2 separate regions of the Homo sapiens genome follow, and region 2 is linked to region 1. Evidence: chromatin loops called from intact Hi-C (ENCODE). Cell type or tissue: GM12878. All regions are shown on one strand. Links, peaks and the distances in the headings refer to the core of each region. The heading gives the core; the rest is flanking DNA. Region 1 has its middle 11 kb from the start of CHST7. Region 2 overlaps SLC9A7 (solute carrier family 9 member A7).

The links. Hi-C counts contacts between places; a loop is a spot of excess contacts. Peaks named below come from ENCODE experiments on the same cell type or tissue, not always from the same donor. Only the 100,000 strongest peaks of a DNase experiment are listed, where the experiment ranks them.
Region 2: a loop joins it to region 1, with 2.5 times the contacts of the local background. A loop is called at or near these places in 18 of 110 quality-filtered maps.

What each region holds. Positions count from the first base shown.
Region 1 is chrX:46,558,254-46,566,728 of GRCh38, forward strand. It overlaps the pseudogene MKI67P1. Among named protein-coding and RNA genes, the nearest start is that of CHST7, 11 kb to the right of the region's middle. RefSeq lists an enhancer at 3,854-4,383. In GM12878, for the core only: no CTCF peak of the experiment used is centred there; a DNase peak (open chromatin) is centred at 4,228; H3K4me3 peaks cover 516 bases; H3K27ac peaks cover 593 bases.
Region 2 is chrX:46,624,832-46,633,306 of GRCh38, forward strand. SLC9A7 (solute carrier family 9 member A7) reads right to left here. Exons shown (of 17, transcript NM_001257291.2): 14 at 6,755-6,818. LOC124905182 (a long non-coding RNA gene) reads left to right here. Exons shown (of 2, transcript XR_007068222.1): 2 at 432-2,075. Among named protein-coding and RNA genes, the nearest start is that of CHST7, 55 kb to the left of the region's middle. In GM12878, for the core only: no CTCF peak of the experiment used is centred there; DNase peaks (open chromatin) are centred at 2,010, 3,631 and 4,130; H3K4me3 peaks cover 360 bases; H3K27ac peaks cover 3,412 bases.

The DNA.
Region 1 (8,475 bases), core at 411-8,410:
GGAATTGAAAATCTCAGGTGGTTGAGTACAAGAAGAGGGGGCCCAACATGGAACCTTGGATTCCCAATATTTTAGGTTAGGTAGAGGCTATGAAGAGGATTAAGGAGGAGCAAGAAATGAAGCGATGTTTAAGTACAAAAGATGGTGAGAAACTCCTCTCACAGCACAACTTGTATACTCATGGGAGATGGAGTGGTATACAGTGATATCCTAACAATCTCTCTAGAGTAATCCTTGCCCCACTTTGACCAGAGCTTGGAAGCCTGTCCAGTCTTCACATTAGAAAGTCAACATTTTAAGAATGTGAAGAAGTAAGAGTGTTATAAAAGATGCCTGACCTACACCATGTAATTAATTTTCCTTTTTGTTAAGAAAATGTTGAAATTAGCAAACGTGGCTGGGGGCGGTGGCGCACACCTGTAATCCCAGCACTTTGGGAAGCTAAGGCAGGAGGATTGCTTAAGCCCAGGAGTTCAAGACCAGCCTGGGCAACATAGTGAGACCCGCATCTCTACAAAAATAAACAAAATTAGCCGGGTGTGTTGGCACATGCCTGTGGTCCCAGCTACTTGGGAGGCTGAGGTGGGAGGATCGCTTGAGCCCCAGAGATTGGGGGCTGCAGTGAGCTATGATTGCCGCCACTGCACTCCAGTCTGGGCTTCAGAATGAGTACCCATCTCTTAAAAAAAAAATACTAAAACTAAGTTCTATTACAATTTATGTTTTACTTCTCATAAAATAAATTATACATATTATCACAAGGAAGAAAAATGTGTAAAATTAGAAAAAATTCCTGTGAGAAGCCACTCTTTGCCCAGAAAATATGTTTGTTTATTGATTTATGTTTTTATTAGAAAACTCAAAAGGACCTGGTAAGTGTTCTGCCACTGGATTTCAACAGGAAATCACCATTTCTGCCCTCTGGGAGGTAGTAAAAAAGATTGGAATACCTCCTCTTTTGAAGAGGTCAGGAAGTGTGGTAGATGCTGTCCAGATTCTCCTTCTGGAATAAAGGAAGTATTCTCCAGCTGCTGGGAGCGGTGCCCACAGAAAACCCTCAGCTGTCAGCAACTTCAGTGATTGCCTTGGCTAAAAAGAGCTGCCTCACCCAAAGTTGCATCCTTCTAGGGGTCAGCCTGCATCTAATAGCTGAAAAACAGGGGGCCCAGCCCTCTCCCCTCAACAAGCGACAACTCCGAATAACCACCTCATCTTCAAAGATCACCATGTGGTAGACCAAGAGAGACAATGTTGGGCTTGTGCTGCCACCTGACTTGCCCCTCTGCCCAATCCTACATCCTTCCCTTCCCTTCAATAGATGTTGATCTCAAGGGCCCTCTCTAATAAATCTCCTGGGTGCAGAGTTTGAAACCAGCCTAGCCAACATGGTGAAACCTCATCTCTACTAAAAATACAAAAATTAGCCAGGTGTGGTGGTGGGTGCCTATAATCCCAGCTACTTGGGAGGCTGAGGCAGGAGAATCACTCAAGCCTGGGAGGCGGAGGTTTCAGTGAACAGAGATCGTGCCATTGCACTCTAGCCTGGGTGACAGAGCGAGACTCCATCTCAAAAAAAAAACAAAACAAAAAGATATCCTGGGTGCTAATCTCCAACTCAGAGTCTGCTTCCCAGAGAACTCAACCTATAATGTGAGTGAAATCACAGGGCTTGGACAAGGCTTGCAGGCAAACCCTATATCCATCCACCTTTTCATCCATTAGAGCTCAGAAGCTCAAGGCAGCTTGGGCATTGGAAGTAGAGCCATGAATACCTGGGGTTTATTTTATTTTATTTTAAAATGTATCTTTCAGTAAATTTCATTCTTTTTGGTGTATAGTTCTACGAATTTTGACAAACTCACCAAGCCATGTAACTACTACCACAGTCACGATGCAGAAGAATTCTAATTCCCCCCAAAGAACTACCTAATGCTGTCCTGTTATGGTTGATTCCTCTACTCTGTGCTTAATCCCTGGAAAGACTAATCTGTTCTCTGTCAATATACTTATGCATATTCCAGAATGTCATATAAATGGAATAATACAGAATGTAGACTTTTGAGCCGGCTTCTTTCTCACAGAATAATGTATTTGAGATTCAGCCACACGTGTCATTGTGTGTATCAATAGTCTGTTCCTTTTTATTGCTGAGTAGCGTTCCATTGTATGGTTGATCACAATTTGTTTCTCCATTCACCAGTTGCTTCCAGTTTTTAGCAATTACGACTGAAGCTGCTATCAACATTTGCATATAGGATTTTGTGTGAACATAAGTTTTCATTTCTTTTAAGGAAATATGTAGGCATGGAATTGGTGGAACATGTGGTAAATATATTTTTAACTTTATTTTAAAAACCTGCCAAACTGTTTTTCCAAAGTGGCTGAACCATTTTTGCATTCCCACTAGCAATGTATGAATGTTCCAGTTGTTCTACAGCCTGGCCAGCAATTGGTATTGTCAGTTTTTTTAAGCCATTGTAATAGGTGCATCAGTGGTATTTCATTATGGCTTTAATTTGCATTTTACTGTTGATGTTCAGCAGCTTGTTCATTTCCTTATAGACATCTGCATATCTTCTTTGGTGAAATGGCTGTTCAAATATTTTGCCCTTTTTGTTTGTTTGTTTATCACAAAACTAGCTTTATTATATTTTTCCCAGTTAGATTTCTTTGTTAAATGTCTTCACTGTCCCAGTGACTTCTGGTTCTTATTTTCTTGACGCACACAATGTCCTCAGCCTTCTTTTTTTTTTTTTTTTTTTTTTTGAGATGGAGTCTCGCTCTGTTGCCCAGGCTGGAGTGCAGTGGCGCGATCTCGGCTCACTGCAAGCTCCGCCTCCCGGGTTCACGCCATTCTCCTGCCTCAGCCTTCCAAGTAGCTGGGATTACAGGCGCCCGCCACCACGCCGGGCTAATTTTTTGTATTTTTAGTACAGACGCGGTTTCACCATGTTAGCCAGGATGGTCTCGATCTCCTGACCTCGTGATCCGCCCGCCTCAGCCTCCCAAAGTGCTGGGATTACAGGCGTGAGCCACCGCACCCAGCCCTCAGCCTTCTTTGGATTTTCTGCACGCCTCTTGACATTCCACGTTACTCTGTGCATATTCACTCTCCAAAGTGCTTGCTGCAGACTGGCTTTTCATCTTTCTTGCTCTCAAACACATGGAGTCTGAATTTCCTGCTTCTCCTTTCCCTTCCTGATTCTGCACGAGAACCCCCGCACTCTTCTGCCCTCTGCTCTCCTCTGCCACTTTAGGCTGGGAGCTCTTATTCTGTCTAACAGACCTCAAGCACCTTTTGTTTTCACTGACTTTGCCCCTAGGTATGGGTTTCTGGGCTCCATCATCTGGATTTTGAATGTCCATGTCTTGGGAGGTCTTCATGGGCTTGTTTTCATTTCAGTTTATTTGAATTCTTTCTGCTAATACAATGACCTTAGTTATTTGCTGTTCTACATCAGTCTTACTTTGGCGTCTGGAGAGCAGGGACATTCCCTTATTTTCAGGGACTGAGTCTTGTAATTCGTATTCCTCTTTGTTGGTTTTCATGTTATTGCTGTTCAGATCTTCTGCAGGTTCAATTCTTTTTGCAGAAGTCCTCAGACTTCTCTTCATGATGACCAAGGGTTCGGGTGATTTGCCTCTCACCCTGGGAGCAACCCTCTCTGCTTCTTGCTGGCTGGCAGCTCCTCTATGATTTCCTCTGGTGCAGGCATGCAGTGCGGCCTCTTGGTTCCTGTGACACTTCCATCTTTTCCACATCCCCTCTTGAAGGGCAGTGGGGGCAGGGAGGTGTTGCTTTTGCTTTGTGATTTTACAGTCTCTGGTGCCTACCAGGTCTCCCACGGGTTCTACTTTAGGGGCCTGAAGAACTCTTCTGGATATTTTTAGAGGTTTTCCACTGTCAGGTGCTTGCTTTGGAGCACTTGTAAAGCTATCAGCACCATTTGCCAGTTCCTCAGTGTGGCCTGGTGTTTGAGAGAGCTCTTGGAAGCTGGCCAGATCTTCTAGGGGTTGGGCCTTTTCCTTGGGCACTCTTGGCAATCTCCTGCTGCCAGTTACATTTTCTGGGTCCAGCTTCTGCTTTGCAGGTTGCTTAAATGCTTTCATGCCTTTGCCCTCACCTTCTGGTTCTTTATTGGTGTGCGTGGTCTCCCCTGATGTTTGTGTGAGCTTGCCGACTGCTAATAGCTCTTCTTTCACTTCTACTTTCTGGCCACAAGCCCTGGGCCATTTCTTTGAGCTTGTTGCAGTGTCTACTAGTTCTGGTGGTGATTTGCAGGGTATTTTGGTGGTTTTGTCATGAGTCATTGATTCTTCAGTATGACCTGGTGCTGGGTCTTTGAAGCCAGCCAGGTCTTCTAGGGCTTGCGCCTTTTCCCTGGGTGCTCTTGGCCATCTCCTGCTGCCACTTACACTTGCTGCTGGAGCCAGTGTCTGCTTTGCAGATTCCTTAAATGCTCTGATGCCTTTATCTTCACCTACTGGTCCTTTGCTTCCACGGTTTATTGCCCATTTTTATATTGGATTGTTTGTTTCCTCATTGTTTGGAGAGCTCTTTGTATATTCTGGATACAAGTCCTTTGTTAGATATGTTATTTATAAATAGTTTCTCCCAGTATATTGTTTTTTCATCCTCTTAGCATCTTTTGCAGAGCAACAGCTCATAATTTTCATGAAGTCCAACTTATCAAATTTTTCTGTTATGGATAGTGCTTTTGGTGTCATATCTAAGAATTATTGGCCTAACACCAGAAAACAAAGACTTTCTTCTGTGTTTTCTTCTAAAAGTTATACATCTTATATTTAGGTCTATGATTGATTTTTTTTTTTTTAAACAGGGTGTCGCTCTGTCACCCAGGCTGGAGTGCAGTGGTGTGATCGCTGCTGACTGCAACCTCTGCCTCCCAGGTTCAAGCCATCCTCCCACCTCAGCCTCCCAAGTAGCTCCCAGGCATGTGCCACCATGCCTGGCTAATTTTGTTTTTAATTTTATTTTTTGTAGAGACAGAGTTTCACCATGTTGCCCAGACTGGTCTCAAACACCTGGATTCAAGCAATCCACTCGCCTTGGCCTCCCAAAGTGCTGGGATTACAGGTATGAGCCACCAGGCCCAGCCAGGTCTATGATTAATTTTAAGTGAATTTTTGTAAAAAGTATGGGTAAATTTCTGCACTCTCTATTCTATTACATTGACCTACGTATCCATCCTTGCATCAATACCACACTGTCTTGAGTACTGTGGCTTTATAGTAAGTCTCAAAATTAAGTAGCATGAATCTTCCAATTTTGTTCTTATTTTTAAAAAATGTTTTGAATATTCTAATTTCTTTGCCTCTCCATGTAAATTTTAGAGTCACCATGCTGATATCTATAAAGAATCCTGCTGGGATTTGGACTGGAATTGTGTTGAATCTATAGATAAATTTTTAGAGTATTGACATCTTCACAATATTGAGTCTTCCAATCCATGAACACAGTTCTCCATACATTTCTAAATCTCCATATATTTAGCTCTCTTTTATTTCCTTCATCATTGTTTTGTAGTTTTCAGCACATAGATCTAGGACATATTTGTGAAATGTACACCTAAATATTTCATTTTTCTGGTTTTATTTTATTTTATTTTATTTTTAGATTGAATCTTGCTCTGTTGCCCAGGCTGGAGTGCGGTGGCACGACCTCAGCTCACTGAAACCTCTGCCTCCTGGGTTTAAGCAATTCTCGTGCCTCAGCCTCCTGAGTAGCTGGGATTACAGGCGCCTGCCACTATGCCTGGCTAATTTTTGTATTTTTAGTAGAGACAGAGTTTCACCATGTTGCCCAGGCTGGTCTTGAATTCCTGACCGCAAGTGATCCGGCTGCCTTGGCCTCCCAAAGTGCTGGGATTACAGGCGTGAGCCGCTGCACCTGGCCTTCTTTGGTATTATTGTAAATAGTACTTGTGCGGAGAAGAATGATGGCCCCTAAAGATATCCATGTCCTGATCCTTGGAACCTCTGTTTATGTTCTCTTACATAAATGGTGGCTCTCACAGATAGGTCAAGTCAATATCATGAAGATGTCAATTCTCCTTCCTATGTTATGTTATAAACTTACCAACTTTCAGTAAGAATACCAATAAGCTTTTATTCTGGACCTAAACAAGTTGATACTAAAGTTCATATGAAAAAATAAATATGCAAGAATAGCTACATGGTCTAAGTTTCTTGAACCCATCATGTTCCATTTCCACCTCATTCAGTCAGGTCCTTCTCCACCTTCAGATCTCTGCTCAAGCATCCCCTGTGGGAAGTCTTTACTACACACACACACACACACAGAGAAGACAGAGAGAGAGAGAGAGTGAGAGAGAGAGAGACAGAGAGAGAGAGACAGAGAGAGAGTGTGTGTGGGCAGATGTTTTTTTGAGTCTCGCTCTGTTGCCCAGTCTGGAGTGCGGTGGCACAATCTCGGCTCACTGCAACCTCCGCCTCCCAGGTTGAAGCAATTCTCCTGCCTCAGCCTCCCGAGTATCTGGGACTACAGGCGCCCGCCACCACACCTGGAAAATTTGTATTTTTTAGTAGAGACAGGGTTTCACCATGTTGGCCAGGCTTGTCTCGAACTCCTGACCTCAAGTGATCTACCCACCTTGGCCTCCCAAAGTGCTGGGATTACAGGCGTGAGCCACTGCGCCCAGCCCTGGGGCAGACCTTTATGTTATACACTCTCACAGAACTGCGTTCCTCTCCTTCAAGCACTTGGTTCAGTTTGGGGTTATTCACACATTAGGAGACTGATTTGGTTAAAGTTGGTCTCCTCTCTTAGGCTGGAAGGGACAACAGGGTCAGGGACTGTTTTGCTCATTGTGTACCTCCTCTGCCCAGCACAACCCCAGATACATGATTGCACTTGATACATATTTTTGAATAAATATTTGAATACATAAGAAAAAGTCTGGTCTCTAGGTCCATTGTTTTGAAAGTAGTAAAGATGTGATTTTAGCACCCCTATTTATAATGTTGGAAACCTCATGAAAAACAGAAAAGGAGATTGTAGAGGTAGATTAGAGCCAGACTGTGAAAATCCTTAGAAGGCATGTTGGCCAGGAGCAGTGGCTCACACCTGTAATCCCCACGCTTTGAGAGGCCAGGGCAGGAGAATCGCTTAAGCTTAGGAGTTTGAGACCAGCCTGGGCAACATAGTGAGACCCCATCTCCACAAAATATTAAAAAATTATCCAGGCCCGGTGACACACAGCTGTGGTCCCAGCTACTCAGGAGGCTGAGGTGAGAAGATCCTTTGAGCCTGGGAGGTTGAGGCTTTAGTGAGCCATGATCATACCCCTGCACTCCAGCCTGGGTGACAGAGCAAGATCCTGTCAGAGAGAGAGAGAGAGAAGGAGAGAGAGAGAGAGAGAGAGAGGATAGCAGAAAAAACGAATCAAAAGAAATCTTTTTTTCTTTTTCTCAGTCTAAAATGCTAGTCTTATTTTTTTCTCAGCCAAGCAGGCAGATTCTGCCTTCCCAATCTCTATTCATCTTTTTCTTTCCAACTGCCATCTATTTCAAATTCTCTGCTCTTTCATTCTGTCCCAATAGGTCTTCCTCTCTCAATCCCAATCTATGGGATCCCAGCAAGACTATTTTTGGAAAGTCATTTCTGCTAACGTTACTTACTCCCTCAATACAAATCATCAGTAGTTTGCTATCAAAGCTCAAATGTAAAGTGCTTCTTCCCAGCAGTCAATCAGACAACAAATGCTTGTTGAGCACCTACTATGTGCTTGACACCATGATAAGGTCTGGCATTCAAGACCTCTAACAACATAATTTTCAAACCTTAATGATTTGCATCATTATCCAAAGACCAATTGGAAGCCAAGACAGATTCTGAGCAGAGAAATGGCATTGACCGAAATCTATCACTGATTAAAAATTAGGCCGGGTGCAGTGGCTCATGCCTTTAATCTCAGCACTTTGGAAGGTCGAAACAGGCAGACCGCTTGAGCCCAGGAGTTCAAGACCAGCCTGGGCCACATGGTGAAATCTTGTCTCTACAAAAAAAGTAGCCAGGCGTGGTGGTGTGCGCCTGTAATCCCAGCTACTCGGGAGGCTGAGGAGAGAGGATCACTTGAGCCTGAGAGGCAGAGGTTTCAGTGAGCTGAGATCACACCACTGCGCTCCATGCTTGGCGACAGAGTGAGTCACAGTCTCAAAAAAAAAAAAAAAAATTAAAAGAGGGCAAAATAGAAACAGAGACTGGCTAGGCAGTTTCTACAGTGCTCTAGGGGACAGTTGGTCCTCTGAGCTAGGGTAGTAGCAATGGCAATGAAGATAAGTGAATGATTTGAAAGGACATTTAGGAGGTAAAACCCACCTGACTTGATGATAGATTGGATTGAAGAAGAGGGACTGAGGAAGAGGGAGATACCCAGAATGGCTCCTAAGTTTCTGACTGCATAATAGAATAGATAGTTTTATCATTCACAT
Region 2 (8,475 bases), core at 403-8,402, 67 kb after region 1:
ACCAACCCTGCTTATTATCATTTTTTGAGCATGTAACAATGAGTGTCTATTTCTTCTGCATTCATTAAGCACCTACTATGTGCCAGGCACCATGCTGGGTGCTGGAAACACAAAGAGGAATGTAACTTAGCACCTGGGCCTCAAGGAGCACTCTTTCCAGAAGGTGAAGGTGGCGAGGGTTGGGGGGTAGGGGGAGGGGAGACAGACAAATACATATTGACTGACAAATATAATGAAGAAAAAGAAAGCTGATTAAAGAACTGGGGAATAGCAAACAGTCCTATTTTTGAAATAATTTTTCTAGAATGAATGCATAATGATATCTGTGTAGAGTTACATTTCATTCCATTCTTATATAATATTAAAAGATGTTTTTAAAAGATAAGGTCATTACACTAATAAGAACAGCTTACTTTTTTTTTTTTTTTCAGGGATGGAGCATGTGGTAGGCAGAATAATGGCCACCCCACCAAAGCTTTCTACAGCCTAATCCCTGGATCCTGTTACACTACCTGGCAAAAGGCTTTGTGGATGGACTTAAGGTTATCCAGGTAGGCCCAGGACAATCACGTGGGCCCTTAAAAGTGGACAAGGAGGGCCAGGCATAGTGGCTCACGCCTGTAATCCCAGAACTTTGGGAGGCTGAGGTGGGCAGATCACTTGAGGTCAGGAGTTCAAGACCAGCCTGGCCATCATGGCGAAACCCGGTCTCTACTGAAAATACAAAAATTAGCTGGGTGTGGTGGCACACACCTGTAATCCCAGCTACTCAGGAGGCTGAGGCACAAGAATTGCTTGAACCTGGGAGGTGGAGGTTGCAGTGAGCTGAGATCACATCACTGCACTCCAGCCTGGGCAATAGAGCAAGACTGTCTCTCTCTCAAAAAAAAAAAAAAAAAAAAAGGACATGGAGGGCAAAAGAGTCAGAGGAAGGAATGCAGTAGAAGAAAGGGCGGGAGAGATTCAGAGCTTGACTTGCCCCACTGTTGCTGGCTTTGCAGCAAGAACACAGGACCTCAGTCCTACAACCACATGGAACTGAATTCTACTGACAACCTGAATGAGCCTGGAAGTGGCTTCTCCCCAGAGCTTAGCCTTGCCAACACCTTGAAAAACTTGAAGCAGAGAAACCAGCTGAGCCCACCAGGTATCTGATCTACTGAACTGTAAGGATGACAAAACTGTATTGTTTTGGCTGGGCATGGTGGCCCATGCCTATAATCCCAGCACTTTGGGAGGCCAAGACAGGCAGATCACTTGAGCCAAGGAGTTCAAGACCAGCCCCAACATGGTGAAACTCTGTCCCTTAAAAAAAAACAAAAACAAAAACAAAACTTTATTGTTTTAAGCCACTAAATTTGTGGTAATTTGTTACAGCAGTCACAGACAACTAATATGGAGCAGAAGAGTAAATAAATGATGTCACTTGATTTGGGCCTGATATGCTTTTTTTCTTTTTCGGACATGGAGTCTCGCTGTGTCACCCAGGCTACAGTGCAGTGGTGTGATCTCGGCTCACTGCAACCTCCGCCTCCCGGGATCAAGCGATTCTCCTGCCTCAGCCTTCCAAGTAGCTGGGATTACAGGTGCCTGCCACCATGCCCAGCTAATTTTTGTATTTTTAGTAGAGATGGGGTTTTGCCATGTTGGCCAGGCTGGTCTTGAACTCCTGACCTCAGGTGATCCACCTGCCTTGGCCTCCCGAAGTGCTGGGATTACAGGTGTGAGCCACCACGCCCGGCCTGGGCCTGGTATGTTTGGGCTCTGTGTACCCCCACAAGTCTCATCTCAAGTTGTGATCCTAAGCGTTGGAGGTGGGGCCTGGTAAGAGGTGGCTGGATCATGGGGGCAGACTTCCCCCTTGCTGTTCTTGTGATAGTGAGTGAGTTCTCACGAGATCTGGTTAAAAGTGTGCGGCACTTCCCCCTTGCTCTCTCTCTCTCCTGCTCCGCTATGGTAAGATGTGTTTGCTTCCCCTTTGCCTTCACTATGATTGTGCGTTTCCTGAGGCCTCCCAGCTATGCTTCCTGTACAGCTTGCAGAACTATGAGTCAATTAAACCTTTTCTTCATAAATTACCCAGCCTCAGGTGGTTCTTTATAGAAGTGTGGGAATGGACTAATACAGGGCCTTTGTCATATCATTGGGATAATGGATCCAAGATTTCTCAGCAGAGGGTAATAATAGGGTTTAGAAACAGGGAATCAGCCAGGCAGTGGGCTCATGCCTGTAATCCCTGCACTTTGGGAGGGTTAAGATCACTTGAGCCCAGGAGTTTGAGACCAGCCTGTGCAACAAAGCAAGACCCTGTCTCTAGAAAAATATTTTATAAATTAGCTTGGTGAAGTGGCACACACCTGTGGTCCTAGCTACTCAGGAGGCCGAGGGAGGAGGATCCCTCGGGCCCAAGAGGTCAAGGCTGCAATGAGCTGTGATTGCACCACTGCACTCCAGCCTTGGCGTCAGAGGGAAACCCTGTCTCAAAACAAAACAAAAAAAAAACCAGAGTCAAATCTCTGACCGTGATACACAGATAGTTTTCTTCCCTGCTTAAAACTCTCCAGAGCTATACATTGCCTAGATCAGGGCTTTTCTAATGGTAAAATGTACACACATTCCCTGGAGACACTGTTAAAATGCAGATTCTGCTTCAGTGGGGCTGGTGAGGCCTGAGTGTCTCCACTCTCTTGCTTCTGCCACTCTCCACCCTCACCCTTTATCACCTTGTCACCAAGCCCTTCAGGATGCAGATTCATCTACCTTGTTGCAGATATTTTCCCAGAACCTGAAAGAATGCCTGAAATAGAACAGGTGCTCAATAACTATTTGTCAAATAAATGAATAAATTGATCTTGACTCTGAGTTTTTAGAAAACAGAAAAGGAAGAGCAGAAAGGGAAATCAGGGGCCAAGGGAGGCACTTGGAAGCACAAAAAAATGGGCGGGTTGGGGGGGGGGCGGTGGTCACAGAGTAGCAACTGGAGGAAAGGCACCTCTGCAACTGTTTGAAGTTAAAGATTTAGGTGACAGATTTACGGGTATCAGATTTCAGCCTGGAGAAACAAAAACAAACAAAAAAAAACACGGAGGACCCAGAAACAAATGATTCTAACTTGCTCAGAAAGTCATATGTGAACGCAACAATAAACTGCTGATTTTCTACAGTTTTCACTACATACACACAGACAGACACGCACACACGTGTGCATATACACAGGCATTGGTGGTTTCCTTTCCTCCACACTCCATTAATATCCGGCTTGTGACCTTGTCCTGTTGATATGGTGAAACTGGGATAAATTCAGATTCACACTCTTAGCTGCTCCAAAGTGGCCTCATCAATGAGTGCTCTTCTGTAAACTCAGGGAAGGAAGTGAATGATGTGTCTGCATGTACGGCCAACAGAAATCTCAGCTGTCTGGTCTGGCATGAAAAGTCCCCTGCTTTATCGGGGTGGGAGGCCACCCCCAGGGCTGGGCAGCTTGCCTCCAGCTAGGGTTGTTTTTGTTTTGGTTGCAAAGTCACCAAGACCTCCAGAGAAACAAAGCACTGAGTTTTGTTTTTTGTTTTTTGTTTTTTTTGTCTTGTTTTGTTCTAATGAGTCAAACTTACCAGGGGACACAAAGCTGAAGTCTGCCCACAATATTTTTATGCTTTCCCCACATGAAGCAAAGTTCTAGCCAACAGCTCCCTTCCTTTTCCCACATGAGCTAATATTCTGTAGCTCCCTAGCCATGACTCTGTTTATAGCCTTGGGCTTCAAGACCAGTGAGGAGAATTGTGCTCATTATAAGACATGCCTTCCCATCAAATGTCACTTTTTTGTTTGTTGTTTTTAGGAAGATTATTTAGAAAATGAGGTAAAGAGAACCGCCCTTTTTTTTCTCTGGTGGAGAACAAACATCTGGACTTTCCCTACCTCTGATTTCAGTTTCATGACAACACTGAGCATGTGACCTGGATCTATTTCAGGGGAAACTGCAAGAACCCAGGGTTTCACCCAAAAATGAGAAGCCCATTTATTTCTGTTTTCCTGTTTCTCATGGCCACAGAGTGCACTGAGCCCTGCTGTTAGTGGCTCACTAGAATGAGGAGGTCAGACCAGGAGGAACTGGAGAAATAAGGTCCTCTCTGCACAAGGGCGTGAGTCATTTCTAAGAGGGTGTCCTGGAGAACCAAGCTTGAAGTTTGCATGTTTTTCCCCATATGACAGCAATCTTGAAAACCTTTCAAAAGGTCAGTGGAACTGACTTTGAGGGGCCCTCTGCATGACTGTGTATGAGGTCTGGAAGGAAGGAGGTCAGGGGGAAGCTGTGACACAGCTTCTGGCTAGGGCTGTGGCAAACAGGGTGCCATTAGGAGTGCAGCGCGAGTGGCTGCCAGCCCGTTCACAACACCACATGTGCGGTGCTCTCAGCCCAAGGGGCCCTCTGGGAGCTGACAGGAACACTGAGTTCATCCATCCAGGCCCATCCAGGGAGGTTCCTGAGACTCACTCCACCTGGGGGTGGGGGCTATTTTAGCTGTTACTGCATGGACTAAATACAAGAACCCTCAGCACTTTGGACCTGCTGCTTTCTCACTCAAACATTTCCACAGAAAAGTGACAGTAAGCTTGTTACTGAATCTAATTACAAGCCCAGTGTTCCCAGTGCGCAGGGCTCATGTGATACATAGTAAGTTCTACTACATGACCAGCCAAATCCTTTCACTTATTTCCTGTTACAGATGCTTGAATGCAGAGGTAGGAGCAATGGGAAACAGCAAAGGGGGTGGGGATGTTTTGAATGGTCCAGAGCAAGATGAAATCTCTCCAAATCTTATGATCCAGCTGCTATTGGCCTTTTTTTCTTACAAAATTAATCTAGACTGGCCACAGTTCTGTGGAGGATGCTTTAGAATAGGGCAGCCATGTCCTACCAGAGCCATTATCTTTCCTTTGGTGAAATAAGGACGGCCATCATGTTTTCCCCTGGGGTTTTCTCAGGCTGAGTTTCAAGATCTCCCAAACTGTTATACTCTAAATTAGCCTCGAGGTGCTCAGTTCCTGAACTCCTGTTTTCTAAAGTCCTTAATCAAAGCTAGAGTCAAATAGCAAATTTTCAAAGAGAACTCACTGAGACCACATGCTCCCAACTGACATAATGGCCAATTCTAAGATCATCTCAAAGGTCTTCTGGAGCTCATTAAAGTGGGTGCCAAATCTCCAATGAAGCTTATTGAAAACTCTTCCCAAAATGTCCAGAACTTTCCAGGTCATGGCTTTGTGTCCCTTGAGCAGGGACCTAGAATGGACATCAATGCTATAAATGCCTTATCAGGCTGTGGCCACCCTTAAAGAGAAAGAAACCACAAAAGGCCACAGTGGCACCCCATTGACCCCACACAGCACCACATTTTGCCAGCCTTATTAAATCTGATTTGGTAGATGGAATCATTTAGAAGATCCTATGGAATGTGAAGTCTGCTGCAGACTGCTGCAGGATTAAGTGCAATGATGAGTCAGATTCAAAGCTGACTGGAAAAAAAAGAATAGGGTTTCATGGACAACATACACAGGTGGTCAGTAAAGCTGCCTGTTGCATGCTGCATCTCTCTCATTCCCTCATCCACCCAACAAACACCTATCAGGTTCCTGCATGTGCCAGCCACTGTGCTCAGCACTGGGCATTCAATGCTGAACGACATAGTTATTGACTCCCAAGGTCAAATAATATATTGGTAACACATTTCTGCCCCTATCATAACTCTCCTTTCCCCACCTTGCCTGCCCAGGTCATGCTGACCTGGATAAAGAGCCAGACCTAGAGACAAAATCATCCCGACAGCTGCACAACAGGGATGATATGGCAACCTCAATTCTTGTCTGTAAATTTGTTGATACTCTTCCCATCCAGAGGTTATGGTCTCTATCCCCTCCCATTGGGTCTGGGCTGGTCTTAGGAATGCATTTCTAAGCAATAGAAAGCCACGGAAGTGATGCTGTAGAACTTGCAAGATTAGGTCAGAAAAGGTGATATAGCCTCTACCTTGCTTGCTGGGACACTTGCTTTTGGAACCTTAAGCCATCACATAAGAAATCCAACTACCCAGCAGCCACCATGCTGGCAGGCAGCTCAGGCCACATGGAAAAGCCCTGCACAGACATTCCTGTCAGAAGTCCTTGTGGTTGGGTCCTTCCAGCCCAGGTGCCAGACATATGAGTAAATGAACCTTTGCATGATTCCAGCCCCAGGCTCCTGGTTTTCCCACCTGGGGCCGTGGACTTCATGGAGAAAAGGCAAGCCGTCCCTGCTATGCCCTTTCCAAATTGCTCACCTAGAGGATCCCAGGCCCTGGAGAAACAGGAATGCCTTCAGGCACCTGATGTCTCTCCTTTCTTCCTCAGATCCCTGGGCTGGAGAGTCAAATCGTATTGCTCTCTTTCTCCTGGGCACCACTGATAGACTCGGAACCAGTTGTAGAACCAATATCCACTATTGAAAAGTGGAGAGTCAGGGACTCTTTCTGGCGAGCCCACACCCTTCATAATGTTGATTAAGAACACATACCCTGGGGACAAATCCTGGCTCCATCACTTATTCTGAGATGACTCAAACTCCCAAACTTCAACTTTTAATCTGTAAAATGGGGAGAGCAGTACACGCTTCATAAGGCTGTTGTCAGGATCACATTGAGGGAATCTAGGTAAAGTGCCTGGCATGTGGCGAATGCTCAAATGTCTTCCCCAGGAAGAAGCATCTCTTGTGACTTACCCCTTGTAAGACTTGAAAGCTGTCGTTGTTGGGTGGTGGGTCTTGATCGGGGTCAACACCAACTCTGAAAGTCACCAGGGAGAAAGACAAAGAGAAAAACAGAGCGTATTAGCTTGGCCCATGGTAGCCATGCAGGCTGCAAGTAGCCTGGAGGCTAATCATCTTCCCGAAGCATAAGGAGTGGTTAGCTAAAAGGTGAGGAAAGCTGTCATGCAGAAGTCATAAGAAAGAGGTCGCATACCACTTCAGATCCCAGAGGGTCAGAGGGGCGATGAATCCCATGTGCTCACACTCTAAGCAAGGCCGCCGGAACACAACACATGCTGGCAACTGTCCACTTGCTTTTCTGCACCAGGTGGTCCCAGTTATCAAAATGGGGGTCTCACTGCACTGGGCCCTTCCTTTGTGCTGCTTCCTCACTTCTGCCCTGGCCTGCTTTAATTTCTCTAACATTCTGTTATAAACTTTTTCAAATATACAGGGAGATGTTGAAAGACTTTAGAGTGAACCCCTATATACCCACCATCACTAGACTCTACCATTAACATTTTACTGTATATTCCTTATTACCTATCTATCCATTTCTCTATCACCCATCTTACTTTTTCTTTGGATACATTCAGATAAAGTTGCAGACATCAGAATACTTCCCCTAAATACTTCACGTGCATATTGACAAAGAGTCTCTCCTTGACCAAACTTTAGTCAGGCTCCTAGGAATTCACTTCCCAACTAGGCACTGACTTTTGGGCTTCCATGTCCATCTCAGCATAGCCCAATTTTAGCAAGAGGTTTGCTAAGTTGGTTTGGCCAGAACCGAACATCTGATTGGGTTCTTCATCCCCCCACAATCCCTCAGGTGATGTCTGATTGTCTAAGTTGGTTTGGCCACAGCCCAACATCTGAATGGCCTATCCCCAACATCTGATTGGATTCTTCATCCCCCCACAATCCCTCAGGTGGTGTCTAATCCCCTTCGCCTGTCTTCAGCAAGAATCCTATTGGGTCAGTTTAGCCAGAATCCCCCTTGCCCCTGATATTTCCTCTCAGTACTTCCCTATCCACTGACCCGTTTCTCTCCCCTGCTGCAAAACCCCATCACAGTGGTCCCTATTCCAATCGTGATGGTCCTGAACAACGTCTGCCTTACTGTTTAAATATACATCAGAATAATGTTTTCTTTAACAATATCATTAATTAGAGTCCTGACCTGCTTTCAATCCTGGTGCCCCTATACCCTCTTGCATCAAGATAGCCTTGAGAACTCACACATTTGAGAGCAACAACTAAAGACAGAAAGAAAAAGCAAAATGGCAGGACTCATTTATAACAAATACTATAAAAGCACCAGGGCAGTTGTCTTGGCTTAGAAACATACTAACTGGCACTCTATGCATCTGGCAATTTTTTTTTTTATCCTTGCACCTTCCTCATTCTGAGGCAGGATACTGTGCCATGGATGACATGGATAACACTGGGCAATGGGGGAAAGAAAAAAGATGCCAGGAAAATCCTATATCTGCCATGGAAGTTCCGACCTTCACGGCAGCCACTTGATATCAACCAAGTATGAAATGCAGCCCAAACTCCTGACAGCAGAGAGTCTAAAAGAACCTCCTGGGCCCTGCCACAGACAGAGGAGTGTGGGAAGGCCCTTGGGGTCTCTTGGAGGGCCTTGCTACTGATATAAGTGCAGAACAGGAGATTTCTAAGAAAGGAAA